Regions from separate parts of the Homo sapiens genome. Here region 1 is linked to region 2. Evidence: read pairs that join two places in POLR2A ChIA-PET (ENCODE). Cell type or tissue: B cell. All regions are shown on one strand. Links, peaks and the distances in the headings refer to the core of each region. The heading gives the core; the rest is flanking DNA.

The links. ChIA-PET counts read pairs that join two places held together with the same protein. Peaks named below come from ENCODE experiments on the same cell type or tissue, not always from the same donor. Only the 100,000 strongest peaks of a DNase experiment are listed, where the experiment ranks them.
Region 1: POLR2A ChIA-PET joins it to region 2 with 6 read pairs; 3 of 35 experiments call an interaction of 5 or more read pairs at or near these places.

Annotation. Positions count from the first base shown.
Region 1 is chr9:27,396,885-27,413,070 of GRCh38, forward strand. The region is part of intron 2 of MOB3B (MOB kinase activator 3B); the gene reads right to left. Among named protein-coding and RNA genes, the nearest start is that of EQTN, 110 kb to the left of the region's middle. In B cell, for the core only: no CTCF peak of the experiment used is centred there; no DNase peak of the experiment used is centred there.
Region 2 is chr9:27,471,845-27,488,030 of GRCh38, forward strand. All of the region lies in intron 1 of MOB3B (MOB kinase activator 3B), which reads right to left. Among named protein-coding and RNA genes, the nearest start is that of IFNK, 44 kb to the right of the region's middle. RefSeq lists a silencer at 13,406-13,535. In B cell, for the core only: no CTCF peak of the experiment used is centred there; a DNase peak (open chromatin) is centred at 8,297; H3K4me3 peaks cover 655 bases; H3K27ac peaks cover 3,908 bases.

The sequences.
Region 1 (16,186 bases), core at 6,153-10,152, 75 kb before region 2:
CATTTTACAGTAAGGAAAAAGGAGGACAGACATTTAATGACTTGTGCAAGGCCAAACACCAAATCAAGGACAAACTAGAATACAATCTCCTGATATTTGGTAAGATGCCTTCATCATCTTTTTGAGCAGCTTTTAAGGAAATAATATTTTGGGCCCATTCCAAGCAAATTTTCTTTGTGTAGTGGAAAAGACCTTTGTCATAGGACAGTAACATCTACAAGACAGTCCTTCTTCTTTGTTCAACAGAAGTTGGGGAAGAGGGAAAATGCAGGAAGAAGGATAGCGCTGTTCAAGAGAAATGCCTCATACTATTTCTTCTATACGGAGGTGCAGAGATTCTCCATAACTCAATCGTTCCAAGTCATGTGGCAGGCCTAAGATGAGACACTACGATTATGAGTTTTACAGAAGTGGCAAAGAGAAAAAAAAAAAAAGATCATCAAGATTGCTATATTAACAGCCCCTTTTAATATAAGGCTTTTCATCTATTGAACCACAGCATAGAGTTAATACATAGAAAACAACTCTCAAATAAATGCAAATCAATAGGCTCTCCACTGATTATTATATAAAGCAACACATTACAGGGGAATAAACCAATAATGCCTCTATATTTTGAAGTGTTCACTAATTCTGAGTAATTACCTCCTCCAATGGCTCTAATGAGTGCAAATCTGTGAAATTTGACTACATCTTTTTCCTTATTTAAATACTATTTTTTTAGTTCATAGAACCCTCACAAGATTCTAGTAATAACAGAAGTTCCCTCCCAAGAATTGCTTTCATGACTAAATATTTTATAATTCATAATATACTAATCTTCTATGTACAAATAAATCCTTCCAAAGTACTTGATAGTTTGTGGAATTAACTTGCTCTTTTAGATCGGCTAAACCAATTTCTCTGCAAGTACTCTTTAGATCAGGGTTTCTTAATCTCACACAATCCACATTTGGGGCCAAATAATTGTTTGTTGTGAGAGATTGTCCCATACATTGCAGGGTGTTTAGTAGTATCTACCCGTTAGATGCCAGGGGCCAAAAAGTGTCTCTAGACATGGCCAGATGTCTCCAAATCTCTCCCAGTTAAGAACCTGTGTTAGGCCACTGATAAATTTTTTACCCAAGTCTCCCGTCTTTTGATAGAGGATCCAAAGATAAATTTATGGCATGCCTTCTTCAGGAATCCCAGATCAGCATTCTGGGTTACCTCAGTAGAAATTAAAGCAAATTTACCTTTAATCACACAGCATCCCGGGGAGGAGCTCATGTGTTGTTATCTTCATTTCATTGTGGAGAAACAGAATCCAATGTCACACAGTGGGACAGAGATGTCTCCTGAAATGTACCCCTCCTCCCAATCTGGGCAGAAGGATCGTCATCTCACTTACTGCCTTCTTCCCTTCAGGATATAACATTTGCTCTGGAGGATTTTGTAGCTCAGAGCAAGAACTAACCAATGGCAACTATCTCCTTGATAATTTAGGGCAAGTTATCTAATCTAGAGTCTTCATGGTTTTCTTTTTTTAGTTATAAAAATGAAGATAATAATTCCTACCTGTAAGGTTGTTACTCAGAATTGAAGATCACAGTAGACATAAAGCATTTGACACAGAGTCTAATACAGAGCAGGTGTGCACAATAAACATTAGGTCTTTCATTCCCTCTTCATGGAGAATCTCAAACCAGGATCACTACATGAGCTAATTTGGAAGTCATGATTGAGACTTAAAGAGCTGAGTAGAAAAGCAAGCAGTGCATGTACCACCTACCAGAGACTGGGTGAGTGTGGAACCCATGTCAGGGATGCAGAAACCACTGTGACGCAGAAATACTGACCATGTAATACCACCAAGTATTTCTATAAATAGTTACATATAATCAAATACTGTGATACCTTTTAAAAGTCACGTATAATCTGAATTTACTAAGAGAGATACCAGGGACTGTTGTGGCAAATTACTCAAAAGGTATATACAATTTGTCACCTTCACCTAGGCATCCCCATCTCTAGTTGCTAGTAGGCTGAAACTATATGCAATTGCTGATGGGTGGCTACTTTTTTTTTAATCTGCAAAATGGCAATTTTTTAGCAGTCAACCTGAGTTCTGGGGGCAGGGGGGTGGGAAACAGACTCTTTCAAATATTTAAAATATTGAGTCCCCAAGTGGAGGTCAAATAAATTATTCTTAGTTAAGTGAGGAAAACTCTGAGGAAACCAAGCCCACATGAGATCTACTATTATCATGCATGAATGACATTCCATTCTTCCCTATCTCTCTCTTTCATAAACTCAAGATGCAAATTTATAGAGCTCTCAAAATACCCTCCAGCAAAAGAGGCAGGTGCCTTATCCCACTTCCCAGTGGGGCCCTGAATTAATCACAGGAGGAAGGCTATGCCTCATCTGAAACTGCAAATAGGCTATTAAATAAAAGAGATGGCATACCTGTGCCACACTGGGCAGTACAAGAGAGGAGACGACGAAGCACACAAGGGCAGGTGGAAATGCAAAAGCCAAATTTCAGACCATTATGGCTTTGGGGCCAGTGAGCATCCTGTACTCAGCTCATTCCCACCTGGTTGCCCTGTTAGGGAACAGAAAGCACTGGGGAGAAGGTTAGAGCTCCAGGAACTTGGCTGAGAGGCAAGTTGCTGAACAACTGTTTTAGAGTATTTCAGACACCCAGGTGGACCTTCACTGATGGGGTCTGGAGACCCTTCCATTAATACAAATCTTGAAAACTGTCTTGTGCACGTCTCTGAACCCATCCGCTAATCTGAAGGACAGAGTGATATAAACTCCCAAATTTGTATATTCAATCTTAACCTCTTTTCCAAGCCTCAGACTCCTTTCCCTGACTGCCAAGAGATCTTCTCTATCTTGAAAATGTATTAGCATCTCAAATTTAATATGTCCCCAAATGAGATCGTATCTTCCTACACGTGCCTAATCCTGTGCCACATAGCTCAGTGAGTGCTATCACTACTGACTCCATTCCTGGAGGAAGACCTTCAAACCCGGCTCGAAGTTCTTTTTCATTCTCTCCACATATCTAAATATGAATCCCTCAGAAGTGTAATCTCAAGCCCAACTGCTCCTTTCGATCCCACAGCCCCTGCCTTAAATCAGGTACTTACTTCTCCCCTGGAAATTACAGCTGCCTCCTGCCTGTCCTCTCTGCTCTTCACTGCCCCTTACATCAGTCTCTCCTGCAAACTGCTCTCAGAATCCTCATTCCCAAAAAGTGTTTTTAAAGCCTTTATATTGTTTGGACATTGTCCACAACACAGTTCCTTGACAAATGAGAATGATAGATATAAATAACTTACTTTGTCTGTGACAGAGAATAATAATACTTACAGTAATTATTGATTGTATTGTTAATTGTAGATACAGCTCTCCAAAACCTGGCCTCAACCTACCCTTATTCCTGCCATTCACCCAATGCACCCACTTTTCCCCATTGCGGTGACCTCCTCTCAGTTCCATGAGCTCAACAGGCTGTTTTATGCCCGCCTAGCTGTGCACATCCTGTTCCCTTTGCCTGGAGGGCCTGCCTCCCTCCTTCCTTCCCAAACTGCCAGGCACACAGTTACCTTTCAAGACTCAGCTCAAAAATCACCTAGGTAAAGCCTTCCCTAATGTCCTCAGGTGAAATTGAAATGAATCATTCCCTTCTCAGAGGAACATTTGTATATTTCTACTCTAGTAGTTCCTACATTATGTGGTGATTTATTTGTCTAGACTGTGAACACTTCAAGAACAGGTGTGACATCACTCACTTTTATCTACCTATATCTAGCACAAAGTCCTACTTAGAGAAGGTCCATTAACGTACATGAAAGGGATGGCCACTGGCCTTTTATGATGGTTCTTCTAGTGTTACATTAAATGTTTAAGACAATCACTCAAAGGGGGCAGTTTTTCTTAGATGCTTTCTAGTCCTTCTTTTAGCATTTCTTCAAGGAGAGAATATTAAATATCTAGCTTAGGCTTCTGTGGAGAAGGCAAAAGTATCTGAGACCCATAAGTAGGACATCACAAGGTTCCTCATTTCCATTTAGTTGTGATACAAATTATTTTATCTGCTTGAGAACTTGTGTTTTGATCTGTCCATGACAAGGACCAGAAACCAGTTCAAGCTACGGAAGGCAACAGGGGCTTTACAGTGATAGAATATGGCACCCAAGAGCAGAAGGTGAAGCCCAGCAATGGAACCGGGCCAGGGAACTGAAGAGCAGGGGCCGGGTGCTCCTTTCCAGCATGGGCCACGCGGTCTGCCTTCTCTGCCTCACTCTACTCCCTGGAGCCATTCCCTTCTGTTTCACATTCTGTGAGACTTCACTCCCTCCTCATTTGACACATAGATGAGCCCCAGCTGGCACCCTCAGCCTGGACCCTGTGACTTTTCGATTCAATGGCTCACGACTAACAACTTCCCTCTGGATCTTAGTGCAAAAGTCCTGAAAGAGGGGCTGTAGGTGGCCCAGGGCTCCTTTTGGGTGACATACAAGTCACGTGACTGTCTCAAGTCAGTGTCCACCCTGGTCCACGGAGGTGGGACCTGTGTCAACGACAGGTGGGATCACACAGACAAAGGCACCCTCATCTGGGTCTGTGAGCAAAGATAGATGATCTGAAACAGGTCAAAGGCAGTACTGACAACTCCACAGGTATATTACCCCTTAAAAAACTTGCCCTACAAGTACATTTCTGCCTCACCCTTCATCCCTGGTGGCTGTGGCAGTCTTCTGATCTGCTAACATCCAAGGTACCTAATGGAGCACATCTAGAAATCAAAAGTTAAATCTTCTTAATAAAGTAATGAGGAAATAAAATCATTAAAGAACTTCAAAGCAAGGAAAGCAAAAGAAAAACATACAGGTAAGCAAAGGTTAGAAACTTATGGCAAACATACTGATCTGTCTCCTATCTGAAATCAGATTTTGAAACATGAGTAACCACAACAATTTTGGGAGCTAAACTTCATTTCATCCATTACTCCACATACTAGGTGGGTATTATGCTCTACTAGTTTTTTTCTGGTCTCTTCCAACAGCCTAGCGCATAATGTGCAGATATTTCTGTCCTGTAGAGAATACAGCACAGAACCTTAGAGTCAAATAAACTGAGTTCTGCCATTTAGCACTTGTGACCAAGGGAAATACACCTAACTTCTCTGTGTCAGTTTCTTCATCTATAAAATGGAAATAATAAAGTCAACTTTGCAGAGTTCTTGGGAATGTTAACTGTAACACTTATAAAGCACATATTCCTGTGTCTGGCATATGAGGAATAGTCAATAAACGGTAAACATTTGGTTGAACCACATGAAGTTAAAAATTAGGCAGGTCATAATGTTATATGCTCCCCCGATCAGAGGACCTTTATTATAGTTGTGTATTTATATGTTTCTATCATTAAAATGCAAGCTCCATGAGAGCCTGGACTCGGTCTATCTTGATTCCCACACAATGCCCGGCACAGCACTTCACAGATAGAAGGTGTTCTATCTGTATTTTTTGAATGAATTAATGTGGATAATGATGATGACAAAGATACCTCTTCTGTACTGCCTACATCTGGGGACAATTATAGACAATACAGTCCTTTATCTCATTGCCTGGTGTACAATAGGAACACGATAAATGTCTATTAAAGGAAAGAATGAGTGAGCAAGTAAATGAATGAATAAATTTCAAGTCCATATACAGAAAGTCTAATGAGACCACTAAGTTAACAAAAATTGCTATGAAACTTGTTTTTGGTAATTGCTATCACAAAACACCAAATGGGGACTGCCTTCATTTTCATGTTTCCAGCAGGCCCTTTGGTGTTGTGTGGACACTATCAGGGTTCACTTGGCCCCGTGGGCCTCCCAGGAAAGTGAGAGAGGCAAAGTGCTGAACTGCAGCCTGCCAAGCCAGGAAAATTTAGGGTTGTAATGTGTAGCTTCCAGAAGTCTGCTGGCTTTTGTCTGCTCAGAGACAGCCAACAGCTTGCAATTGTGCGATGAGCCTTTAGCTGTTGGAGACCCTCCCATGGTACTGTATATGGCTCATGCTCCTTAACACAATTTTTGTCCTAAGAGCCTGCTAAGTTGACTCCCTGCATCTCTCACCAAACATTCAACCTTCCCAACAGGGAAGCAGGTTAAAAGGGAGACTAGTCATGGACCGAAAAAAAAAAGTTTGGTATCTGGCTCTGATGACCACTGGCTCTGATGACCACTAGGAAAGCAGGAAAGATCCTGGGCTGGATTGATCAAGAAGACAGAAAAAAGAACTAAAGTGAAGAAAGGAAGACTTAACCTAGCCATACATATGTCTTTAACATTTCAAGTAATGGCCAGTTTATATCTCTGGATTTTAGATTGAAGTCACATTTAGGGGAGGAGAATGTTCTCTCTGCTTTTGACAACAAATAAGGAGAAACAAAGTATGAAAGGTAGAACATAGTTACACTTAGGAGAAAGTCAGTTACTTTAAATTATTTAAGCTTCAGGAACCACAAATATGCACATATAGGGAGAAGGGAAAAGGAAAAAGTTGTTAAGATCCCAAAGAGAAACACACTAAAGTTATCTCTATCTCCTAAACTGCTTAATGCTTGGTCTGGCTCTTTACTAATTTTTTTTTTTTTTTTTTTTTTTTTTTTTTTTAAGAGACAGGGTCTTACCCTGCTGCCCAGGCTAGAGCGCAATGGTGCAATCTCAGCTCACTGCAACCTCCACCTCCCAGGTTGAAGCGAACCCAGTTAATTTTTGTATGTTTAGAAGAGACAGGGTTTCACCATGCTGGCCAGGCTGGTCCTGAACTCCTGACCTTGTGATCCACCCGCCTCGGCCTCCCAAAGTGCTGGGATTACAGGTGTGAGCCATTATGCCTGGCCTCTTTATTAAATTTTTAATTGTTATGGATACATAATAGTTGTACACATTTATGGGGCACATGTGATATTCTGATACAAGCATACAATGTGTAATGATCACATAAGAGTAATAGGGGTATCCATCAACTCAAGAATATATCATTTCTGTTGTGTTAAGAATATTCAAATTCCACTCTTTTAGTTATTTTGAAATACATGCTAAATTATTGTTAACTATAGTCGCTCTATTGTGCTAACACTAGAACTCACTCCTCATATCTAACTGTATTTTTGTACCCATTAACCCTCCTCGCTTTATCTCCCCCTCCCTATTATACTTTCCTCCATCTGGGTAACCATCATTCTATTCTCTATCTCCATGACTACCCTTTTTTTTTCTTTTTGGTTCCCACATATTAACGAGAACATGTGCTATTTATCTTTCTGTGCTTGGCTTATTTCACTTAACATAATTTCCTCCATCTATGCTGTTGTAAATGACAGGATTTCATTCTTTTATATGGCTGAATAATATTCCATTGTGCATATAAACCACATTTTCTTTCTTTCTTTCTTTCCTTCTTTCTTTCTTTTTTTTTTTTTTTTTTTTTTTTTTTGAGACAGAGTCTCGTTCTGTCACCAGGCTGGAGTGCAATGGTGCGATCTCAGCTCACTACAACCTCTTGAACTGCAAAGTTCAAGCGATTCTCCTGCCTTGGCTTCCCGAGTAGCTGGCATTACAGGCATGCACCACCACGCCTGGCTAATTTTTGCGCTTTTAGTAGAGATGGGGTTTTGCCATGTTGGCCAGGTTGGTCTTGAACTCCTGACCTCAGGTGATCCACCCGCCTTGGCCTCCCAAAGTGCTGGATTTACAGGCGTGATCCACTATGCCTGGCTAATTAAACCACATTTTCTTTATAACTCATCTTAGGTTGACTCCATATCTTGGCTATTGTGAACAGTGGTTCAATAAAGATGGGGGTGCAAATACTGATTTCCCTTCTTTTGGATATATACTCAGCAATGGGATTGCTGAATCATGTGGTAGTTTTATTTTTAGTTCTTTGAGGAACTTCTGTACTGTTCTCCATAGTGGCTATATTAATTTACATTCCCACCAACAGTGTATGGGGTTCCCTTTTCTCCACATCCTCACCAGCCTTAATTATTGCCTTTCTTTTGGATAAAAGCCATTTTAATTGGGGTGACAGGATATCTCATTGCAGTTTTAGTTTGCATTTCTCTGCTTATTAATGATGTTGAACATATTTTCATGTACCTGTTAGCCATTTGTATGTCTTCTTTTGAGAAATATCTATTCAGAACCTTTGTCTTTTTTTTTTTTTTTTTTTTTTTTTTTTTTTTGAGACAGAGTCTTGCTCTGTCGCCCAGGCTGGAGTGCAGTGGTGCGATCTCGGCTCACTGCAACCTCTGCCTCCGGAGTTCAAGCAATTCTCCTGCCTCAGCCTCCTGAGTAGCTGGGATTACAGGCATATGCCACCATGCCCGGTTAGTTTTTGTATTTTTAGTAGAGACAGGGCTTCACCATATTGGCTAGTCTGGTCTTGAAATCCTGACCTCATGATCAGCCTGCCTTGGCCTCCCAAAGTGCTGAGATTACAGGTGTGAGCCACCACGCCCAACCTGTCCATTTTTTAAATGGGATTATTTAGGTTTTTAAAATTGAGTTGTTTGAGCTCCTTATATATTTTGGTTATTAATCCCTTCTCAGATAGGTAGTGTGCAAATACTTTCTTCCATTCTGTGGGCTGTCTCTTCATTTTCTTGGTTCCTTCCTTTGTTGTGCAGAAGCTTTTTAGCTTGATCTGATACCATTTTTCCATTTTTGCTTTAGTTGCCTGTATTTTTGAGGTCTTACCCTAATACCAAAACCAGACAAAGACACAACAAAAAAAGAAAACTATAGGCCAACATCTTTGATGAACACAGATGCAAAAATCCTCAACAAAATACTAGCAAACTGAGTTCAACAAGGCAAGGATAATTCAACATATGCAAATCAATACATGTGATACATCATACCAATAGAATGAAGGACAAAAACCAAATGATCATTTCAACTGATGCCAGAAAAGCGTTCAATGAAATTCAACATTGATTCATGATAAAAACTCTCAAAACCTGAGTATAGAAGGAACATACCTCAACATGATAAAAGCCATATATAACATACCCATAGCTAGAATCATATCGAACTAGGAAAAACTAAAGTTTTTATCTAAGATTTGGAACAAGACAAGAATGCCTACTTTCATCACTTTTACTCAACAGAGTACTGGAAGTCCTAGCCAGAACAATTAGACAAGGGAAAGAAATAAAGGGCATCTAAATCAGAAAACAATGAAGTCAAACTAGCCTTGTGTGCAGATGCTATGATCTTATATTTAGAAAACCTAATGACTCCACCAAAAAACTATTAGAATTGATGAAGAAATTCAGTAAAGTTGCAGAATACAAAATCAACATAGAAAAATCAGTATCATTTTTGTATGCCAACAGTGAACAACCTGAAAAAGAAACCAAGAAAGTAATCCCATTTACAATAGCTACAATGCAATCCCTGTCATAACACCAGTAATGTTCTTCATAGAAAAAGAAAAAAATAATCCTTAAATGTATACAGAACCACAAAACCTGGAATAGCCGAAGCAATCCTGGGCAAAAAGAACAAAGCCAGAGGCATCACATTACACTGACTTCAAATTATGCTACAAAGCTACAGTAATTAAAACAGCATGATATTGGCATAAAAACAGACACATAGACCAATGCAACAGAATAGATAATCCAAAAGTAAATTTATGCATTTACAGTCATCCCATTTTCAACAAAGGTGCCAAGAACATACATTGGGAAGGACAGTCTTCTTAGTAAATAGTGCTGGGAAGACTAGATATCCATATGCAAAAGAATGAAACTAGATCTCTCTCTCTTTTCATCACATACAAAAATCAAATCAAAATGGATTAAAGACTTAATCGAAGACCTGAAGCTATAAAACTACTTGAAGAAAACACTGGGGAAATGCTCAAGGACATTGGTCTGGCCAAGATTTCTTTTTTTCTTTTTTTTTTTTAGATGGATTTTGCTCTTGTTGTGCTGGCTGGAGTGCAATGGCATGATCTCGGCTCACTGCAACCTCCACCTTTTGGATTCAAGCAATTCTCCTGCCTCAGCCTCCTGAGTAGCTGGAATTACAGGCAGCTGCCACCATGCCTGGCTAATTTTTGTATTATTATTAGCGACGGGGTTTCACCATGTTGGCCAGGTTGGTCTTGAACTCCTGACCTCGTGATTCACCTGCCTCAGCCTCCCAAAGTGCTGGGATTACAGGCATGAACTACCACGCCCGGCCCAAAGATTTCTTGAGTAAGATTTCAGCCCCACTCTGTGTAACCTAAGAGGTCTAGGAAAGACTGAAGCATCCTGCATTTACCATCTGAGTTTAGAAAAAATGTTTAGAGCACAACATCAGGGAACCATTCCCAGACGTGGCTGTGGATGCTGCCATTTCTTGTGATTCTGGAGCTGTTCTTTTCATCTCAAGCTACTGTTTACAGAAGTGTTACCACAGAATTATAATTATGGGTTTTATTTAGTTATAAAGAGGGTTTGAGTCTTCCATCAAAGGGAGAGGAAGCAACTCACTCAGAAGTGTGGAGAAAATCTTTCACACTCACTGCTTGATGGAATTCCAGTAGTCTGCATGGATTCAGGCCAGAGCATGAACCCCTGGGGCATGGAGAGCTTGATTTTATGGTGGGCAGGAGGGCCCAGAGTACTGGCCTTCCTTCCTCTCTTCTTGGAGAAGCAGTGGTGATAAGGTAGGAAAGGAAGTCCTGGGCTTCCACCAGGCCAGCTTCCCCACCCATGCAGACTTCCTTCTGCTCCAAGGAAACTGGTCATTCTTATCTCTTCTGCAGAAAATGAAACCAGAAACTCCCAGGCTTATGAAGGAGAGGCTATCTGGGCACTGGGAAGGTGGAGAGAGGCTTCCCAGTGTTGTCTCTGGCAAGACAGTAGAATCCTTGGGAGGTCTATTTGCTCCTAATATTGCTTCCTCTCGATTTCTTTCCTTCAGTTTTTTCCCCCATTTTTGGCTCTGATCCTAAAACTTGGGCTCTGCATTCTTTGATAATCCATCACACCTCAGATACTGGGGACCTGAGACCTGGTCCTACCTGCCCTAGCTGGTATCTCCACTGAATCCTCACAGGCCTTTCTATCTCCAGAGACTGTTTCTGGCCACTGAGCCCGATGCTTGGGACATCAATGGCTCACTGATGCCCCAGGGCCTCCTCCTAATCTCTGGCCGAGGCTGACACAGAAGGCTCACAACAAACCATGTGCCTCCGAAATAATGTGATGAGCAGAGTAAAATCTGTTGACTTTTTACCCCATGAAAGCTGCATGGTTTAAATACAATAGAGGTGACTCAGCTACTGGAAGGATGCATGTACCACGTCTGAAACACTCAGCAAGCTCTGTGGAGTTGATGAAGCAGGGAAATTGGGAGTGAAAGTAAAAATTTCCGCTTCCTCAGAAAAATCTGCTTGACACTATCTAGCATCCATTCATTAGACTTAATCTTCAGCCTGTCTGAGTTCCCATGAATCTATATTTCTGCACTGAGATGGGGCACGTATTTTCTACCAACATGTGAGCAAAGGGGGAAATCCATAACTTTGACTTCCTTCAGTTGGCTTCCTCTTGGACCTGGGACATTAGCATTCCACTAACATTTGGTTACATGAAGCTACATTTTCCCAGTGCATTATTTTGCATCTTGAAAGAATGCAGTAGCTGTAGCTACAGGACCTACCATCAATCACTGGGCATTAATCCTCACTGAGTGGCCCTCATGCTGTAACCTCACTGTGCCTATTCTGCTTAAGGTCCTGGTGGTTGGGCTGATGGAGAACATAACTCCTGGTTCTCCTCTCCCGCCTCTGGCCCCCCAGCGTTATTGCCAGGGAATACACTTGCTCTGGGGAGCTCTGAGCTTAATGGATTTTGCAGTATTTCCCCTTCCTTCCTGCTACAAAGCTCTGGCTTAGCATGAAAGCTGCCCCAGATCCCTGAACCCATGGCACCCTTCCTGCCTTGAGGAACTCACCCCTCTCCTGCAGATCAAGGCTCAGTATTAGCCTATATAAAAAGCCTCCTGCTTAGTCATAACAGGTATACCAACTACCATTTACAGAGTGCTCACTATGTGCCAACCAGTGTACAAGTACCCTGTGGGTGGTATTGCATATAATCCTCACACAACCTTGGCAGCTGGCACTGTCTTTATTCCCGTATCATAGTTAAGAAAACTGGAACTTAAGTTAGGTCACATAGCTAGAAAGTGATGGACTGGAATCCGTCCATTCAACAGATATTATTCATGTCTTACTACGTGCCAGTTATTGTTCTATGGATCAGGGATATGTTGGTGCACAAAACAGCCTAAAGCTCCTTCCCTTGTGGAGCTGACTTCCTTCTGGTGTTTAAACCCAAAGCTGCTTGGCCCCAGAGCTAGACACTATTTAATTCAGAGACGATCACAGCCACACAGAAAGATTTTCTTTAAAATGTTTGATCATAACCATGATGAGATACCATTTCATACCATTAGAATGGTTACTATCAAGAAGATAAAAAAATAACAAGTATTGGCAAAGATGTGGGAAGTCACAACCCTCATATACTGCTGGTAGAAATGTATAATGGTGCAGCCACTGTGGAAAACAGTATGGCAGTTCCTCAAAAAGTTAAACATAGAATTATCATATGCTCCGGCAATTCCACATCTAGGTATATACCCAAAGGAATTGAAAAGCAAGGACTCAAATAGACACTTGTACCTCAATGGTCATCTAGTAGCATTACTTACAATAGCCAAAAGGCAGAAACAACCCAAATGTCCATCAATAGATAAATGGATAAACAAAATGTGGTATATATATAAAATGAAATATTAATTAGCCTTAAAAAGGAAATTATATACTTATGACAGCATGGTCGAAACATTATGCTAGGTGATATAAGCCAGACAGAGAAGGACAAATATTGTATGATTTATCTTTATGTGAGTTGCCTAGAACAGAAAAATTCAGAGAGACAGAAAGTGGAATAGAGGTTATCAGGGGCTGAGAGGGAGGGGTGGGGATGAAGAGTCATTATTTAATGTATGCAGAGTTTCAGTTTGCAGTGATGAAAAAGTTCTGGAAATGGATAATATTGATGATTGAACAACACTGTGAATGTGTTTAATGCCACTGAATTGTACACTTAAAAATGGTGAAAATGGTAAGTTTTATGTTATATTTATTTTACAACTAAAGAAACAAATTTTTAAAAAATGTTTGAACTTAGAAGAAATCGATCCAAGAACAAGAAGTCAGCAGCCAATTATTGAGGGCTCTTGGGAACCAGAGCACACCCCCATTCATTCTATCAGTGGATTTCAAAGTGAGTATGACATTTAGGGAAATAAAGATGCCAGCTTTAATAAGACCTCAGCTCATTCTTTACCCAATGGGGTCATTTATTCCTAAATGCACAGTCAGGATAGTACAAGTGTAATGAATTCAGTCTGATGAAGATGATGGCATGGGAATATTGGAAACTGACAAATTTGAGTCACCCGGTTCAAAAGTTTTTAGATAGACCTATAAGAAAATTGCACCTAGCTAGGAAATTGCCTAGAAAAGATTTTTTTTTTTTCCTTGAGTTTCTGGAAAATCTTTCCTTGTAAGAGCTCAGTTGTTCCTGTGATGAATGTATATTTTGCATCTTTCTGGAGTTAAGCACAGGCAAGCTGACCACTCCAGGGTTAATGCTTTGACCTGTGCTTTGCCTCTCCATTATTTCCAACAACACTTGCTAATGAAAAGGGGCCTGCTTGGTGGTCTTCAGGCTGGACACATATCCCCAGAATGGTCACCACACAGATCAGTGTTACTTTCTTTAAAATGAAAGTTATTCTTTTTTTTTCTGATTATAAAATTAATAATGCTCACTGTAGAAAATCTGGAAAATGAGAAGGAATCTACTTGGTGATTGAATTATCTTTCTCTCTATATAGCTATATGAATCACACTACATATAATCTTGTATCCCTTTATTTTTTAACTTTACACTGCAAACATTGCCCCACGTCTTAACTATTCTTTGAAAACATGATTTTTAATGGCTGTCCAAAATTGTATCTGTGGATATGTGATTCAATATGATGAATGCGAATATGGAAGTCTAGCAGAAACTTGGTTCTGCTGTGAGTCTGTGAGGCAATGATCTTGTTCATATATGCATAGAATTCTTATAATGTGGATAATATGTTTATAACAGGGTTTGATACAATGATGTATCCCTAGATATGGCAGATGGGGTCTTCCCTAATAAGTGGCTTCTTTCCTGGTAGCTGTACCTCTTCTAGGGAAAAGGCACATCGTTTTCTCAGTCTGAAATCTGTACCTGAGAAAGTCCTGGGGTTGGAGGGAAGGGTACTATTGCAGAGGAGGACTCCAGCTCTCTCTTCATCCCACGCAAGGTTCAAATTTCCAAGAAGGAACATCTAGCAGGTGAATCAATGCCATCTAATTGTTTCAGCTAGGGCTTGCAGATTTGTACCAATTTCTTGGGATTACAGTGTGAAGATCAGAGGCCAGAGTGAGGCCATAGACGGGTAAGAGAGGCTGGATCAGGACAGCCATCATCAGAGCACACACTGTGCCTATTTCTAGACCTTTAAATTGTCTATATTTCCTAACTAGTCTCATCAGAATTAGGCAAAGTGTCCTGAAAATTTGAGGCACTACCACGTCTTCTAAATGAACTGACAGAAGAAGTCTTGCTCACATGTGAGGAATGCCAAGGAAAGAAACAAAGAAAGAAATAAATAAACATAAAAATGGGAGAGATGAACAGGTGGAGCAGAGGGGATTTTTAGGGCAGTGAAATAATTCTGAATGATACCGTTTTGGGGGATATATGACAATATACATTTGCCAAAACCCATAGAACTATACACAACACAGAGTCAACCCTAATGTAAACTATGGACTTTAGCTAATAATAACAAATCAATTTTGGTTCACCAATTATAACAAATGTGCTGCACTAATGCAAGGTTCTAATAATAGGGGAAATTGTGGGAGGAAGGGGCATGTGAGAACCCTGTACTATCTGCTCCATTTTCTGTAAACCTAAAACTGCTCAAAAAGATAGTCTATTAATTAAGATAAAAAAAGAAGATGCTTGTTAATTAACCCTGAACCATTTATTTAGGGTCGTTTCATTAACAAGGAGAAACGAAATAATTCACATAATGTGTGGAAGGAGAATATGGGGCAAAGGTGATCAAAACAAAACAAAAACAAACTGAGGCTTTTCTAGAAATCTACCCTTATGACGAAAAAAAAAAAAAAGTAAAAATAAGATAAAATCAAGGAGAGGCAGCCATACCTACCCCCATTCAGGGATAACTAGAAATTATGCGAGCAGGAAGAGCTGCTTAACCAGGTGCCTTTCCTTTCCTGGAGATTCTTCCCCAGAGCAATATCTTAAAGATTCCTAGTAGACTTCTAATAAAGGGTGGGGGTGGGGTTGTTTGTGGCAAAGCCCCCACCTTTCCGGATTCAAAAGGATTGTTGTCACTCAACCCATTCATGCAATATACTCTTTATCTATACTTCAGTGCTATGAGGAAATGCTCAGTACCAGGAGTCAATTCTCTTTTTGTTTCTATAGTTATTAGTCTCTTGTTTGGTTTTCCTTCCTCCCTCCTTCCCTCCCTCTCCCTTTTCTTGTTTCTAAATTAAAGCACTGGGTTCCATTTTTCCCAAAGCAAGTCTTCTGAATTTACAGCCATACATAAAAAATAAAGCAAACATTCTTATTTCTAGTTAGGAAGAGAAAGAAGACAGTGATGGGGGTTTAAGCAGCATCATCTCAAGATGAAAATGAAGGCGACTCCAGCCTGCTTTGAACAGAAACAGTGACCGTGGTGGGTTAGCTTATTATAGCTGGTCACTAAGTCAATAGCCTATTGCTGTCTACTTCTGAGTTACACTCTGATGGTTTACTCACATCTCCACTGGTGTATATATCCCATGGCAGCTCTACCTGTGAGACGTCACAGTTGATAGGAACATGGACCACGCTGAGGGACCAGGCTGGACCATTCATTTAGATGGATTCTCCAATGAAAGGCACCCTTTAAAGAATTTGCTTTAGCCATCTACAGGACCAGAGAGGGCAAATCTGCCCAGCCAAGTAATAACATTAACATTCCTATCTTCTG
Region 2 (16,186 bases), core at 6,175-10,174:
CTAAAACACTCTTAGTGGGTTATACCTTGCAGGATTGTGGTGATCAACTAAGACAGTAGGTGAAGAGAGGTTAGCAGCGGGTCTGGCACACTGTAGGCCAGAAAGAATCATCCCGAGTCCAAGGGTGCTTTTTAAATACCAAATATCTTAATCCTGATGTTTTTATGTAACCACAATGTGTAGACTTGTCAAAAATGTTAAAAATAGAAGAAACCAAAAATCAAAGAGAAAAATCTTCTCATAGTTTCTAATCCAACTTGCATGGAAATAGTTATCTTGCAAAAGAGTGAAGGGTGTAAATTTTTTCATTCATTTAGGGGAGTTGTTTTGGTTTTTCTTGTTTTATTCTTTGGGTAGTTTATTTGTTTTTCCCACACTATTTTTTTTTTAATGACAAGTAAGGGTGACACCACTTTTCTTAAAAACAATAAAAGCTACAGAAAAAAAAAAGGCTTTAAAAGTCTCCAAAGGCCTCAGGAACTTTTGCCCAGAGAAGTGTACTCCTCAAGCAAAGCCATGGAAAACAACATCTGCCACAGGCGCAGGGCTGAGCCAAACCCCTGCGGCGAGGGCTCGCTTTATTTTTGGTCCAAGCTGACAGTACAGGAAGCCACATCCACTGACTTCTTTTTCATTTAAGATTCTACATTCATCAATACGTCTTGTTAGGTAAGCCTCCAGTGGATTTCCTCTATTTGGTCTAAGAAATCTGAAGAGGAAAAACAGAAACACACAGTCACCATTCCTAGGAAAATAGTATCAGCCCAGCAAGAGACCAAAACAGGTATCTGGTAAAAGCTCCCACTCTATTCTCTTTAAACTGCACTTTATTCTAAAAAAAAAAAAAAAAAAAAAAAAAAAGAGCTCCCTGAGTTTAAACAGTGTTTGATTTTATATAAGCACCAGATGATTCTAATTCCTTTTGGAAAAAGGTGGTGGAGGATTCCATAAAAACTCTGATAATCATTTCTTCTACCAACTTTAGTCAACAAAAAAATTGAAAGGCTTAACGTAGGTGAAAACTGAAAAATACAGAGTTCCGCAAACACAAGTTAAGACTGTCATTTTTAAAAAGAAGCATCTAAAAGTCACTTTGGTGCATCTCAAATGCACGTCTTTACATAACTGATCAAGATACAAACCATTTGCAAACATTTATGTTTTAAATCACAGATAGCTATTCCAACTCAGAGATTTTAAGTGATTACACAATGAACTGGTCCTCATTTGCTCTCCCTTAATTTTCCCTAACCTTGCATGGCTTCTAGAAAAAGACAAAAACTGACAGACAAGGGTAGTATGGCCAAGGAGCCCTGATTTATTTCAGCTTTGAAAGGCCACTACACTTGGATTCTCATTTCTGCAAGGAATGCAATCCAGAGAGCTGAGCTCGCTGTCCTGAATAAAGTACACGTTTTTCTCATCTAGCGGAGTAATCTTGTGAAATGTGAGTACAATCTGCCCAGTGTCTGAGGGAGGCAAAGGGGGAGGGTGGGGTCGTGCTGGGACACAGAGGAGTCACTCCCTGTTTGGAGAGCCACGCTCCTAGAGCACCAGGCTCACAGGAGGGCACAGGCAGGAGGCAGGATCCTGGCCTTCACGGTGCCCAGGAAAGAGAAGCTGTCCAAGCTGGACAAGCAGAGAGGGACCTGTTGCCCTGAGAGCTAGTCGCTAAACTAATCCACATCAAGGAGGGCCATGGGCCTCTGGGGCAACACAGGGACCTGACAATAGAAAGCAAGGGGCAGTGTGGGAAGGAATCTAGCACCTTCTCCAACCAAGAGGTCAGCCCCAAACAGGGGATGTTGGTGATGGACCCCATCAAGACATTCCCTCAGCTTCATCAGAGGTCATGCACTCTCCCCAGTTCCACACACACCCCACCTTGCTCACAAGCAGAAGGGGAAAGAAGGCACCTTGGCATTCATTTGGGAAGCTGCCAAGACAGTCTAATCTTTCAAATGGGGCATCTAACCTGATAGCAGCCACAGTGCAATAGACTACATGTGTTCAAATTCTAACCTCCAATGTGATGGCATTAAAAGGTGGGACCTTTGGAAGATAGTTTGGTTATGAGGGCTCTACCCTAATGAATGAGATTAGCCATTATAAAAGGGACCCCAGAAAGCTTTCTACCCTCAAGAGGGCCCACACCAGAACCCAATCATGCTGGTACCCTGATATTGGATTTCCAGCTTCCAGAACTATGAGAAATAGATTTTCTGTTGTTTATAAGCCACCCAGTCTAAGGTATCTTGTTACAGGTAGCCTGTAAGACACACAGATATTTACACGATCTCATTTTTATTATAGTCTAGGTTTACAATGCATTTAATTTTATAAAGCCTTGTATGGGAAGGAGATAAAGTAATAGTGATAATAATTTATATTTCCTCCAACCATATCTAGTAAACACAAATGGGTCCTTTTAAGTAAAGTTTCTTTCTGACTAATAAGGAAATAAATGTATACCTCATTACTGTATGACCTCCCAGAAGCTCATGAGTTCTGAGGATTTAGAAGAAATTATTCAAGTGGAACTTCCCTAGACATCATGGGCCCAAACTGACTCCTTATACCAGAGATTACTTTTTAATTCCTCTCATCAAGGCTGGCTGAATAAACCTTACCCATGTCAGCACACAAGTGAAGGCAATGACATTTTTTAATGGCATAATCCAGGTCATCATACCCTAGAATAGTCACCATGATGCATGTGCCTGCTGATTAGAACCTTCGTATCATTCCTGTTGCAAGACACATAGCTACTTCCTGTTCTGGAAGTTTTGGAGGGGTGAGAAAAAGAAGGGCAAGAAGGGAAGAGACATTCATGACAAAATCTGGAAAGGCTCTTTGAGGAGCTATAGCCTCTCCTTCTCAGGCAGTAGCAAATAGTCTCATCAAAACAAACTTTGAAATCTAGAATGAAGATTTTGAAAAGAAATCCACTGTTATATATGAAATGTTAAAACATGCGTACTTTTTCCCTCAGCAAACCCACCTTTAACAATCTATCAAAACACAAATGTATTGGGTTATGGTGCCAGGCAGATTTCTAAGGTGGCTCCTAGTGATCTCTGTCTCCTGGCATCCATGCTTTTGTATAATGCTCTGATTGAGTGAAGGCTGGACCCAGAGACTGACTTCTAGTGAACAGAATACAGCAAAAGGGATGGGGCACTCTTCTGAGATTAGCTTATAAAACACTGTGACCTCTCTTGCTCACACACTCTTGCTCTCGCTTTGATGATGCCAGCTGCCATGTTGTGAGCTCTCCTCCTGAGAGGCCCACATAGCAAGGAACTGAAGGTGCCTTCCAGCTAAAAGCCAGCCAGTGAGGAGCAAAGGCCCTCAGGCCAACAGTTCACCAGGATCTGAATCCTGCCAATGACCACTGAGTAAGCTCCGAGGCGGCTCCTTCCCAGTCAAACCTTGATACAGCTGCAGCCTCAGCCTTGGGAGAGATCCTGAACCGGAGAACCCAGCTACGCTGTACTCTGCCTGCTGACCCAAAAAAACTGCGAGATAATAAACGTTGTTGTTTTTAAACCACTGCATTGGAGGGGATTCTGTTATGAAGCAATAGATAAATCATACAGCTGTTTAAGCCTCATTGTTTATAATCACATACAAAAGGAAACAACCAAAAGTCCATTCATTGATAACTAGTATAATCAAGAATGGCATATCCACATAAGAAATATTGGGCAGCCCTCAAAACACAGGGAGGTCAATATATCTGTATTGATATGAAAAGAAGTTCATGAAAATCAAAAAGCAAATTGCAAAACAACATGTGACTTTTAAAAAATGGCAGATATCGACATCCATTCCTGTAAACTCCAGATAAGCTCCTCACCCAGTGTTCTCATTTCAGAAAACAATTCTAGTAGTCTAGTTGCTCTGTCTAATCAATTTGAAAGTATATCATTTACTTCAAATTGCCAACACATCCCAAACTCCTCACACCCTCCACCACAACTACTCTTGTCCACACCACCAGATTCTCTCTCTTTACAGCTGCCATTGACTGGGCTGGTTGCACTGCCTCCACTTCTGCTCCTCGGCAAACTATTATTTCCAGACAGGAGCCAGAGTGGTACTTTAAAGATATAAGTGAAATCAGGCCACTGCCCTCTTCAAGCCCTACAATGGCTTCCCATCACACTCAGAATAAAAACAAATGTTGCTATATTGGTTTACAAAGTCATGATCTACAGATCTGGCCCCTGGATACCTCTCCTTCCCCTACGATTCTCTCCCTTACTTATCTGCTCTATCCACAGTGGCCTCCCTGATGTTTCTACAACATGCCAAGTCTTCTATCACTTCAAGGCTGTATTAGTTTGCTAGGCCTGCCATAACAAAGTACTCAAAACTAGGTGGCTTAAAGAATAGAAATGTACTGTCTCAGTTTTGGAGACAAGAAATCTGAAATCAAGGTGTTGGCTGGGCAATGCTTTCTCTGAAGGCACTAGGGAGAAATCTGTTTCATGTTTCCGTCTTTGTTTCTGGTGGGGTTTTTTGGTATCTTCAGTGTTCCTTGGCTTGTAGACTCAGCACCTCAATCTCTACCTTCATCTTCACAAGTTATCCTTCCTGTGTGTATGTCTATCTCCAAATTTTCCCTTTTTATGAGGATAGCAGTCATTTTAGATTAGAGGCCCACCCGACTCCAGTATGACCTCATGTTAACTGATTATTTTCTGCAATAACCCTGTTTTCAAATAAGGTCATGTTAAAAGGTATTGCAGGTTAGGAATTCTACATATGAATTTGGGATGGGGAACATAATTCAACCCCAAAACAACTGCCTTTGCAATCACTGTCCCCTCTTCCTGAAAAGCTCTTTACCCAGTGTGGCTGCCATGAGACTATGCCTTGTAGACATCCAACTTACAAGGAGTATTACTGGCTAGGAGTTACAGCTGCTGTGCTCTGAAATCCATCTCTGCATTTGTGCTGAAGCCACATTTCTCACAGGCTACTCCTAGATAGTGACTGAGCATGGCAGGCATAGTGATGCAAACCTATTCCTGGGAGATGAAAACTTACCTAAGAGGTGGCTTGGACTCAAAGACTCCTCCAAGAGATCCAGGCTCTCTTGAAACAGCACAGCCCTGTAGGATGCTTCCGCTCACCCTCCTCCCTCCCGTCTTCTTCACCTGGGGTCAGACCTGCATCACAATCAGAGGAGTCTCCCGAGCTCCCAGCAGCTCACTCCTACTTTCCCTCATAGTCAGACAGGGCATTCAAAAGGGCTCTGTGCTTGGTTGAATACTCCTCTGCAGCCATCTTGGAATTCTTAATGTTATTTTGAACAAGGAGCCCCACATTTTCATTGTTTCCTTGACCTCACTCTTGCTCACAGGAGTTGCCTTAATAAATCTCTTGCATAGCCAATCCTGCCTTGGCGTAATGCTTCTTGGAGAAAACGGACTCACACCCCAGATACCAGCATGATTCTTCATTACTGCATGTAAGCCTGTGCTCAAAGGTCACTCCTCAGAGAGGTTTCCTTTGCCACCCTAATAAAGCACATGACCCAAACCAGTCCCTCTCTCTCCCATTCTCCTGCTTTAATTTTCTTCATCGCTCCAGCTGATTTTACTATATGTTTTACTTATTGTTTGTTTTGTCTTTCCCATGAGAATGTAAACTATACAGGAGCAAAGACACAGTGTTATTTATTGTTGTGCCCCAGCACCTATGACAAAGTCAGGAACATGATAGGTGGCCAATAAATGGTTTGTGAGTGAATTAATTTACATTAAAAATGTCAGTCTGAATTTACCCAGATCCTCTTTCAGTTCCAAAATATAAGCCATGGCAGCCATCACAAGAATGTACCTCATATACCTGTAAGACATAACTGTTCTTCTTAATGCAGGCCAGAAATGAAGCCAGAATCCAAAGCTAAACCAATAAGAATGAGAGCAAATACTGCTATCACCCAGAGGGGTGTTGAATCTGGATACAGCTGCTTAGGGGTTTAGGGCTGGGATGCCCATTTGAGAACAGGTGACATGGCCCAAGGCTCATGCAAGGTAAGATGCTGGAACTGACATAACTGCATCAAGTCAGAATTCTTCAAAATATCCATTTACATAAAAACAGGACTAGAAGAACTACCACTGCTCCAAGTAGCTCAGGGAAGGGGGAAGTAAGTCTGAATTGTGCTCCAGTATCAGGGTGAAAAAAAATGCATCCGATTAAAAAAACTAAATAGAACACCAAGCCTATGTCATGCACAAGTGTGTTGCACAAATTTACATTGTTTAGGCTGTGTAAGTATCTTGAACTAATAGATCACTATAAAAATGTTCCCAGAACCAGGGAAGAAGCAAACTCAAATTGTTCTGTAGAAATATTTTCATAACTCAGGACCTACAAGACTCCCTCAGAATAAACAATTCCTGCTGAATAAACCCACAAAGAATGAAGCCAGTCAGAAGGAGAAGCCACGTACACAATGAGCAGAAGAATTAGCACCTCTAAGAACTTACAGTAAGAGAATAATCTGACAGGATCTATAAGCTAATTACGTTTAAAAGTTTTTTTTAACATAAAAGAAGGAATAAAAACCATAATAAAAGAACCATCCTTTATGAACAAAGGGCAACTTTGAAAAAAAGAACTAATTTGAATTCTTAAAGATGAGAAAAACATGTTAAATTGCATATTAGATACAGCTGAAAAGAGAATTACCATCATGAAAGATGGGTCTAAAGAAGTGTTCTGAATGGAGCAGAGAAAGAAAAAAGGGATCAAAAAATGTGAAAGAGAGGTTATAAACACAGAGAGTAAATTGGGGAAATAAAACACATTTAATTGAAGTTCTGGAGAAGGAGTAGGTTATGTGAGAGTGGCAATACTGAAATGATAAAAGCTGAGAATTTAATAGCATTAAAGCAATACATATGTTCTTGATTTAGAAAATTACAAGTCCCAAGCAGGATTAAAAAGACACACACACACACACACACACACACACACACACACACACACAGCGGTAAATGGCAGAACACTAGCACCAAAGAGAAAGTCATACAAGCAACCAGAGAGAAAAAGATAAATTACAAACTTAATAATGGCAATTAGATTGGTGGTGGACTTTTCATCAATAATACAGAGGCCAGATGATAATGAAATGACATTCAAAGTGGTAATAAAAAAACCTGTCAAACTAATATTCTATACCTAATTAAGTTGCTGCTCAAAAATGGGGGTATTTTAACCTGTTTTACGCTGCTATAACAGAATAACACAGACTAATTTACACAGAACAGAAATTTATTTCCTCACAGGTCTGGAGGCTGGGAAGTCCAAGAGCAAGGCACCAGCAACTACTGTCACATCATGGCAGAAGGCATCATATGGGCAAGAGAGAGAGAGGGAAGGAGGCTAAACTCATCCTTTATAAGAAACCCCTTCCTTTAATAACAAACCCACTCCTACTACAATGAACTTACTCCCATGATAATGGCATTAATCCATTCATGAGGGCAGAACCTTCAGGACCTAATCACCTCTTAAACTTCCCACCTCTCAACACTGATGCATTGAGGATTAAGTTTCTAGCACATGAATTTTAGGAGACATATTCAAACAGAGGGTGAAATAAAAACATATTCATACCAAAAAAGAGAGACTATCCAATTCATAGACCCTTGCTGAAAGAAATATTAAAGAATAATAACTTCGATATGAAGGAAACTAAGAAAAAGATAAATAAGCAATGATAAGCAAAGAAGACAAACATGTTAGTATATTTATAAACACCCCTACTCAAAAAAAATTTTTAAGATTAATAGGGAAAGGCATTATAAACAACTTGAAACTAAAACATCAGATAGCAATAATATGAAAGAGTGATTAACTTAAAGTACTCTATGGCCCTTGCATTACGTGATAGGGGAATAGAAATTTTGAATAACTTAAAACTTTTTAAAAGCTAAGCTCGTGCTTTGGGAGGCCAAGGCAGGAGGTTTGCTTCAGGCCAGGAGTTTAAGGCCAGCCTGGGCAACATAGTGAGACCTAGTCTCTACAAAAAGTTTTAAAAATTAGCTGGATGTGGTGGTACGTATCTATAGTCCTAGCTACTTGAGAAGCTGAGGCAGGAGAATTGCTTTAGCCCAGGAATTCAAGGTAACAGTGAGCTATGACTGCACTACTGCACTTCAGCCTGGGCAACAGAGCAAGATACTGTCTCTTTAAAAAAAAAAAAAAAAGGCTAAGCATTCATATTATTCATATAATATTTTCAGGGGAAATGAGGAAGGAAATGGGAGAGAAGAAATAGAATGCATAACTTTTTTTTTTCTTTGAGACAGAGTCTCACTCTGTTGCCCAGGCTGGAGTGTGGCGCAATCTCGGCTCACTGCAACTGCAACCTCTGCCTCCTGCCTCAGTCTCTCAAGTAACTGGGACTACAGGCACATGCCACCATGCCCAGCTATTTTTTTTTTTTTTTGAGACGGAGTCTCGCTCTGTCACCCAGGCTGGAGTGCAGTGACGCGATCTCGGCTCACTGCAAGCTCCGCCTCCTGGGTTCACGCCATTCTCCTGCCTCAGCCTCCGGAGTAGCTGGGACTACAGGCACCCGCCACCATGCTCGGCTAATTTTTTGCATTTTTTAGTAGAGACGGGGTTTCACAATGTTAGCCAGGATGGTCTTGATCTCCTGACCTTGTGATCCGACTGCCTCAGCCTCCCAAAGTGCTAGGATTACAGATGTGAGCCACCGTGCCTGGCCCCAGCTAATTTTTGTATTTTTAGTAGAGACAGGGTTTCACCATGTTGGCCAGGATGGTCTTGATCTCTTGATCTGCCTGCCTGGGCCTTCCAAAGTGCTGGGATTACAGGCGTGAGCCACCGTGCCTAGGCAGAATTGTATAACTTCTAAAGTAGTAGAAGAAAGGAAAGGGGGAAAAAGAATACTCAAATGAGACATATACAGACAAAATATGAAAAAAAGAAGGAATTTTAAGGATGTAAGAATATAAGAAAGAATTAAGAGAACAGAAAATGATAAATATATAAGTAAATCAATACAAGCACTGACTCTATAAAAGAATAAAAGAAACGATGCCTTGTGGAGTTTGAAAAATTATATAGACTTAAAATACTCAAAAGACTAGTGTAAGAATTGCGGGGAGGGATAAATAAGAAGGGTGTTATTCAAAGGAAGGTAAAACTATTGATCACTTTAGAATTTAGTAAGTTAAAGACGCATGCTATAATTACTAGGCTAATCTCTGAAAGAATAAAACAGTATGCCTTTCAGAGTGGTGCAGAAGAAAAAACAGAGTGAGACAATGAACTCGCTCATCCATAAAAAGACAAAAAAGGCGAGAAGAAACATAGAAACTGTGCAACAAACAGCACAAAAGACTCCAGCAGATATGGACTAAAATATATCGGTACAGTTAATTATAACAAATGTAAATCAACTAAATGCTCCAGCTAAAAGATGATGGCAAACTGAAATGCTTACTGGGGCAGAGTAGGTCACATAACTGAGTAAACAGCCAGGTGTAGGAAAGCAACAACCCAAATAACCACAACTGATGTCTCCTCAGGGTCAGGGAGACAATAGAGTGTGGTGGCGCCTGGGGTAAACTGGTAAGCGTGTACCTGTCTAAGGAAGGTAGTTTTTTTTTTTTTGTTTTTTTTGTTTTTTTTTTTTTTTGAGACGGAGTCTAGCTCTGTCGCCCAGGCTGGAGTGCAGGAGTACAGTGGCGTGATCTCGGCTCACTGCAAGCTCCGCCTCCCAGGTTTATGCCACTCTCCTGCCTCAGCCTCCCAAGTAGCTGGGACTACAGGCGCCCGCCACCATGCCCAGCTAATTTTTTGTATTTTTAGTAGAGATGGGGTTTCACTGTGTTAGCCAGGATGGTCTCGATCTCCTGACCTCATGATCTGCCCGCCTCGGCCTCCCAAAGTGCAAGGATTACAGGCGTGAGCCACCGCGCCCAGCCTAAGGAAGGTAGTTCTTACAGATCGTTGCCATGTGGGAATACAGTCCAATGTCACATATGTTAACTTTCAAAAACCTGGGAACTCGGAGTTTTATGGGAAATCAGAATTTTAAACATCAGCCATGAATTTTTTTTTAAAAAGCAAACACTGAAAAAAGGAAATAAAATGCTATTGATCCAGTGGAGGGAAGAAAAGAGATAAGATGAAACAAATGAACGAAAAGCACGGTAAATAAAATGCAAAAACAAAAAAACATAAAGCAAAAGGGTGGAATAAAAAAACAACTCTTTCAAACCACTGAAACATGAATGGAAGCGAAGGCTTATGCTAAAACGCCACTGTGATCCCCACCCTGTAATTTCCGCCCTGTTCAACCTTATCATTTGGCTGAAGAGACCTAACATTAAAGGACGGGAAAAACATTAAATAATCCAAACATAAAGCACATGGAGCCCCACTGGCCACTCAAAACTCATAATAATGTCTGGATGGTCTGGATGTTTGTTCCACCAGGTCTGCTTACACCAAGTCTCCTTTGGGGGCTTACTGGATACCTGGGCTTATCTAGCTATTAAGAAAAACGGCAATGTTAAAAGGAATGCTCTGTGCCTAAAAGAATGGAGAGGAGGAAGAAGAGAAAGGAAAAGAAAAATCCACAACATTCACCTTAAGTTACTCTTTGAGCCAGTTCCTGGAATGTCAGTTCTTCCCCATAGACCTTACTATGAGGTAAGGTCTCAAATGTTCAGTGTGGCTTCCAAGGCTTTTCAGACCTGGCTCAGTTGCATCTCAACCTCTGCCTCTACACCATTGCCCGTGCTGGTGGCCTGCCCAGATGTCTTTATCTCCCCATCTGTACTTCCCACCAAACCCTTTCCAAGTGAAGCATTCTCTAAAAGTTGCTTGAGGTTCCTGACAAAATCCCTGTATAAGGAATGCACCACATGGCCGTTTTTAAGTTTGGTTGTACTCTGCAAAAATTTGTGTAATGAGACAAAGAAAATTGTATTCATCAGAAGGCACATGGGGAAAATGGGTTGGCCTGATAAGGCTGCTTCTGGAGAGAAATGAAGCCAGGATAAGGACTGGACTCTTTTCCTAGAGTATCTTGCCTTGAACAGGCCTCCTGCTAACCTGTCTTATCCACTGGAAAACATAGCTACAGCGCTTGCAGTTTAATATCTTTAAGAGGTGCACATACATATTTGAGGGCTTAAAAGAGATAATTGTTTCCAAAATACAAAGAGATAAACATGACAATTACCAAATGTTTAAGTAAATGTCTACAAATATACGGTACTTTTTTTTTTTTTTTTTTTTTTTTTGAGACGGAGTCTTGCTCTGTCGCCCAGGCTGGAGTGTAGTGGCGCCATCTTGGCTCACTGCAAGCTCCGCCTCCCGGGTTCACGCCATTCTCCCGCCTCAGCCTCCCGAGTAGCTGGGACTACAGGCGCCCGCTGCCACACCTGGCTAATTTTTTGTATTTTTAATAGAAACGGGGTTTCACCGTGTTAGCCAGAATGATCTTGATCTCCTGACTTTGTGATCCGCCCGCCTCGGCCTCCCAAAGTGCTGGGATTACAGGCGTGAGCCACCGCGCCCGGCCAATATATGGTACTTCTTTCATTGTTAAATCTAACAAATTTCAATAACATTTTGTTTCAAAATATTTTAAAAATATTTTCTTGTGCATGAAAACAATTAGTAAGTTAAGCTGACTTTCTTTTTAAGAATTCTTGACTGCATAGCTCCTGAGAAAACAGAGCTAATCATAAATTGAATGACATACTTACAGTCAAATGATTTCAAAGGCCCAATTATAAAGGTGCTTTTCATCGCTTGCTGCACAGATTATATTTAATGTGAGGTGTGGGTGCACGTTGTTATGTTTGGTATGCTCGTGGGCAGAAGAGGAACTAAGGCCTCAGAAAATCTTAAAAGACCTGGTCCCATGTACAGCAGGAGGGTGCAAAGAGAGCTGGTATTAATAGGATGTGAAGCGACGTAGGGGGAAATGGCAGAGGGTGTGTCACAGCTGAGTGGTCCATTTGCTGCTGCTCGCCCTTCATGAATGAAATCTTCAAAAAAGCTACAGACTCTGGAAAATGCTGCTTTCCACTGGATTTCTTGTAGGGGATAAGGGTTTGAGTCCAGGTGACAGAGCCACTAAGGAGTGCCAGGGCAGGGTGAGGGCCCATAACGAGCTTATGATGCCAAGCATTGGGGTTCAGGCCAAGTTCTTCCTGCATCTTTGAGGGGCAGGGATGCCCCAAGTGAGAATTGTTACCTGCATTTCATAATATATGCTCTTCTCAAAATGCAGGTCCTATCACAGTTGTCTGGAGCTGAGGGTGAGTTGAACATAGAAGTGATCAGGAGTCTTTCTAAGGGCTCCCATTCAGAGGATCCCATTAACTCAGAGAAAAACGGGAAGAGATAATAAACAGCCATCACAGAAGACACTGATCTAACAAGGTCTCCCAGCATTTCCACAGCAGCCCCCTGTCTGCCATGTAGGGGGTTGAGAAGGTGGGCTGTTTGCTTTCAGTTATAATGGGTCTATGCTAAAAACAAAACAAAAAACTCAGGCGGGAGTAAGAAGCCATGGCAAGTGGACATTTCTCCCTGTGCAAAACTGATGAGTGGGAGGCAGTAAGAAGAGAGCAAACTGAAGTGCATTATTTTTCATTTATTTTTACTTTAAATAAAAAGCATAAAGAATTTGAAAATATTTTGTTAGCCTTCAACCTTCGAGTCACTTTAACCTATCCACATTAAAGGGCCACCATAAAGGCTTCATGAATAGCAGTCCCAGGATAATTCCCTTCTGTTTGCTTGTTCCTGTGCATTTCATGTCTGCCCACCTCCTGAGCCTTGCACCTGCCCTGTGGGTTTGGTGCTTGCACAAATCAACCCCCCGACCCCCGGCCTCCTCTACCCTGCCCTGAGAACTCAGCGTTCCATGCATCCTCAGGCTTTTTCTGCAGGCTGTCAAACCCAGGCATGAGCTCACCAGGGTACCAGCTAGTAAACTACATCCACACAGTCAGGTTGAGGTATCCACTTTAGAAGGGGACTCTGGGACATGGAGTACAGTGACCATTATACCTCAGTTAATGGAAACTTGACTCCCAGCCTTTAACCCTGACAACACATGAACCACCCCGGAAAATTGGCCTTGCCAGTATTTTTAAACAGACCACGGATCCAAGTTCGAGACAAGTGTTTTGCGTGGCCAGATGGACAGTTTCAGCTGGATGTCTCAAGGGCATCCAGTCCATATATTGATAATATATCAATAACAACAAGGATCATAGCAAATACTTCTATATATCACTTATTCTACAATATTAACTCATTTAATCCTCGAAACAACCCATGAGGTAAGTACTGTTATTATTCCTATCTTAACAGATAAAGAAGCTGAGAAAGGTTAAGTAACTTACCCAACAACAACCTGGCAAGGTAGGGACTGTGGAGCTCATTTTACACAGGAAGGAAATGGGTTCACTGAGGTTAGGTGACTTGCTTGCAGAACCAGAACTGAAACCCACCTCTGCTGGCTCTAAAGCCTATTTCCTTTCTAGGACTCAAGGCCTCTCCAACACCACTATTTCTGTTAAGAGCTACATCTGTCTCCCAATCACAAAGCCCCAAATGTCAGCATTGCCTTGGGCAAATCTCACTGATTCTGTCTCTGGAATGTCTCCAATATTAGCCCCTTTCTTTGCACTCCAATGGCTCCTGCTTTACATTTCACTTTCATATCGACTTTTGTGTGGACCATCTCAAACTGATTTTACATCCTACATTCTCTTCCCTCTCTACCCTCATGGAAAATTACTCTTCTTTAAAACACAGCTCTACAAAATGTCAACAGCAGAATTACCATGATATCAATTTTTCCCCCTTGTTCTCTTCTGTGTTTATTGAGTTAAAGGCATTGAGATTATATTCCTTTTGTAATAGGAAAAAAATGGCAGAAACAAAACACTATCTAATGATGTTAAGTCCTGTATGTATAAAACTCACCAACACTATTGCTAACCACATAAGTGCAAACTCACTGAGCTGAACTATTCAAGACTTTTTACAAAGAGAGTCAAAAATCTATAATTTGTTCAATCAATATTTCTTGAGCACTTGGTACACTAGGCTGGGTTTTCTGTAATGAATGAAAGATATAACTCTTCTCTTAGTGGAGCTTACAGTCTGTTGGGGGAGAAGCCATTAAACACACATACATGATGTACAATTACAAATTGTGCTGTGTGCCAAGAATGAAAAGAGCAAGTGCCACAAGACAGGACAACGGGCAAGAGCTAGTTTCGATGGTGGACCAGGAATGCCTCTTTGATGAAGATACTTGTGCACAGAGACTAGAAGGATTCAGGGTGGCAGTATTAGAAGCAAGTCAAAGAGTATGAAGAACTTCCAACGCAGGAGGACCGGTAAGTGAGAAGACCTGTGTGTAAACCTGTAAGCCAATACCTATCTAAAGTTTCATTTGATGAAATCTATTAAGACTTTTAAGAAGAAGATCTGGAACAAGAAATCCAAACAATTAATAGGATAGAAAATTGATCACTTCTGCCTCTGGCTCAAATTTGAAGCACCCTTCAAAGCATTATGGAGGCAATGAATAGAATAACTTCCTGTGTCTTGAGTAATCACATCCCAAATGAACAGACGCATAAGTGGATCAAGCCTAACTAAAGCTAGTCCTGTGGCATCCAAGTGTCAGGGTTTCATATTCGATTAAAACTTTCACCTGGCATTCAAGGGCCCGCATTCTGATTACAATCTAATTTTCCAGCTTTATGTTAGTTAGCTCTGGCCTTCTAGAGATGAGAAGCAGAAATCCACCCAGGCTAGTGTGACTGTGGGGAGAAGTGGTGCTTTAAGAATTTAATGGGAATAAAGAAAATATGAGGTTCATATGAATCTAAACAGGAGTTAAAACAGGACTTGGCCATGTATAAAGTGGAAAGACTCAAGGCAGCTTAAGAATGCTTAGTGTTGGGGCTGGGCGTGGTGGCTCACGCTTGTAATGCCAGCACTTTGGGAGGCTGAGGCAGATGGATCACTTGAGGCCAGGGGTTCAAGACCAGCCTGGCCAACATGGTGAAACCTCACCTCTACTAAAAATACAAAAATTAGCTGGGTGTGGTGTCACATGTCTGTAATTCCAGCTACTCAGGAGGCTGAGGAACGAGAATCACTTGAACCTGGGAGGTGAAGGTTGCAGTGAGCCAAGGTCTCACCATTGCACTCCAGCCTGGGCAACACAGTAAGATTCTGTCTCAAAAATAAATAAATAAATAAATAAAATAAATAAATAATTCTTAGCGTTGGGAGGCAATTCTCCATAACGTTTCTATAAGTCATGCCAGACTATATTTTCTGGGATATTTGCATAGCAAACAGCCTAGGAAACTAAAGATAGTGTTCCCCTGCAGATCAGAAGGCACATGTGTTTCCTGACTAGCATAGTAAAGACAGAGAACATCCCCTGCCCAGAGATCGGTTTACATTCCAGGGTAATAAGCTTTATTACCCTGGAATCAGCCGTCTCTGGAGGGGAGGATAGGCATGTCTCCTTATAAAATTGGGGTTTTCTAAAGCTCAGTGTTGCTCAGCTGTGAAACAGACCCCTATGTGCACAGTATCCACCTAGGCCCACATCCCCATCACCTCCATGAGACCTGGGGGGCCAGGGAGAACTGATGATGCAGACATAATGCTCATGCTGCCTGATGTACCACGAGTAATAAACTAGATAGGTACATTTGGGTTCATTATTTCCTTTCCAGCTGATCTAGTAGCTTTCTATTCTAAGCTGCTCCTTAGGGGCTGCTTGGCCACCTGACCCTTAGAAGCAAGAGTTCGAAGATTTTTCACTTTTGCGTATGCCATTAAAATGACTCAACTATTTCCATAGATTCTTCATGTACATCTTTCTCACCCTGATGCTATGGTCTCTTCTCTGCTTATTGATTCTGCTATGCTATCATCATGGCTTCTGCCTTCTCTTAACTTGGTCTTGCTCATGGTCTTTTGTGTGCATCCTTGTAGATTTCACTTCTGACTGTCTGATAATCTTTACTTCCAAAACCAAACTTCTGAGAGAAATAACCTATTGGGACAATGTGTCCCTGAATGGACAGGGATTTTCAAGGCAGGCCAGTCCCTAGGTCTGCCAGTA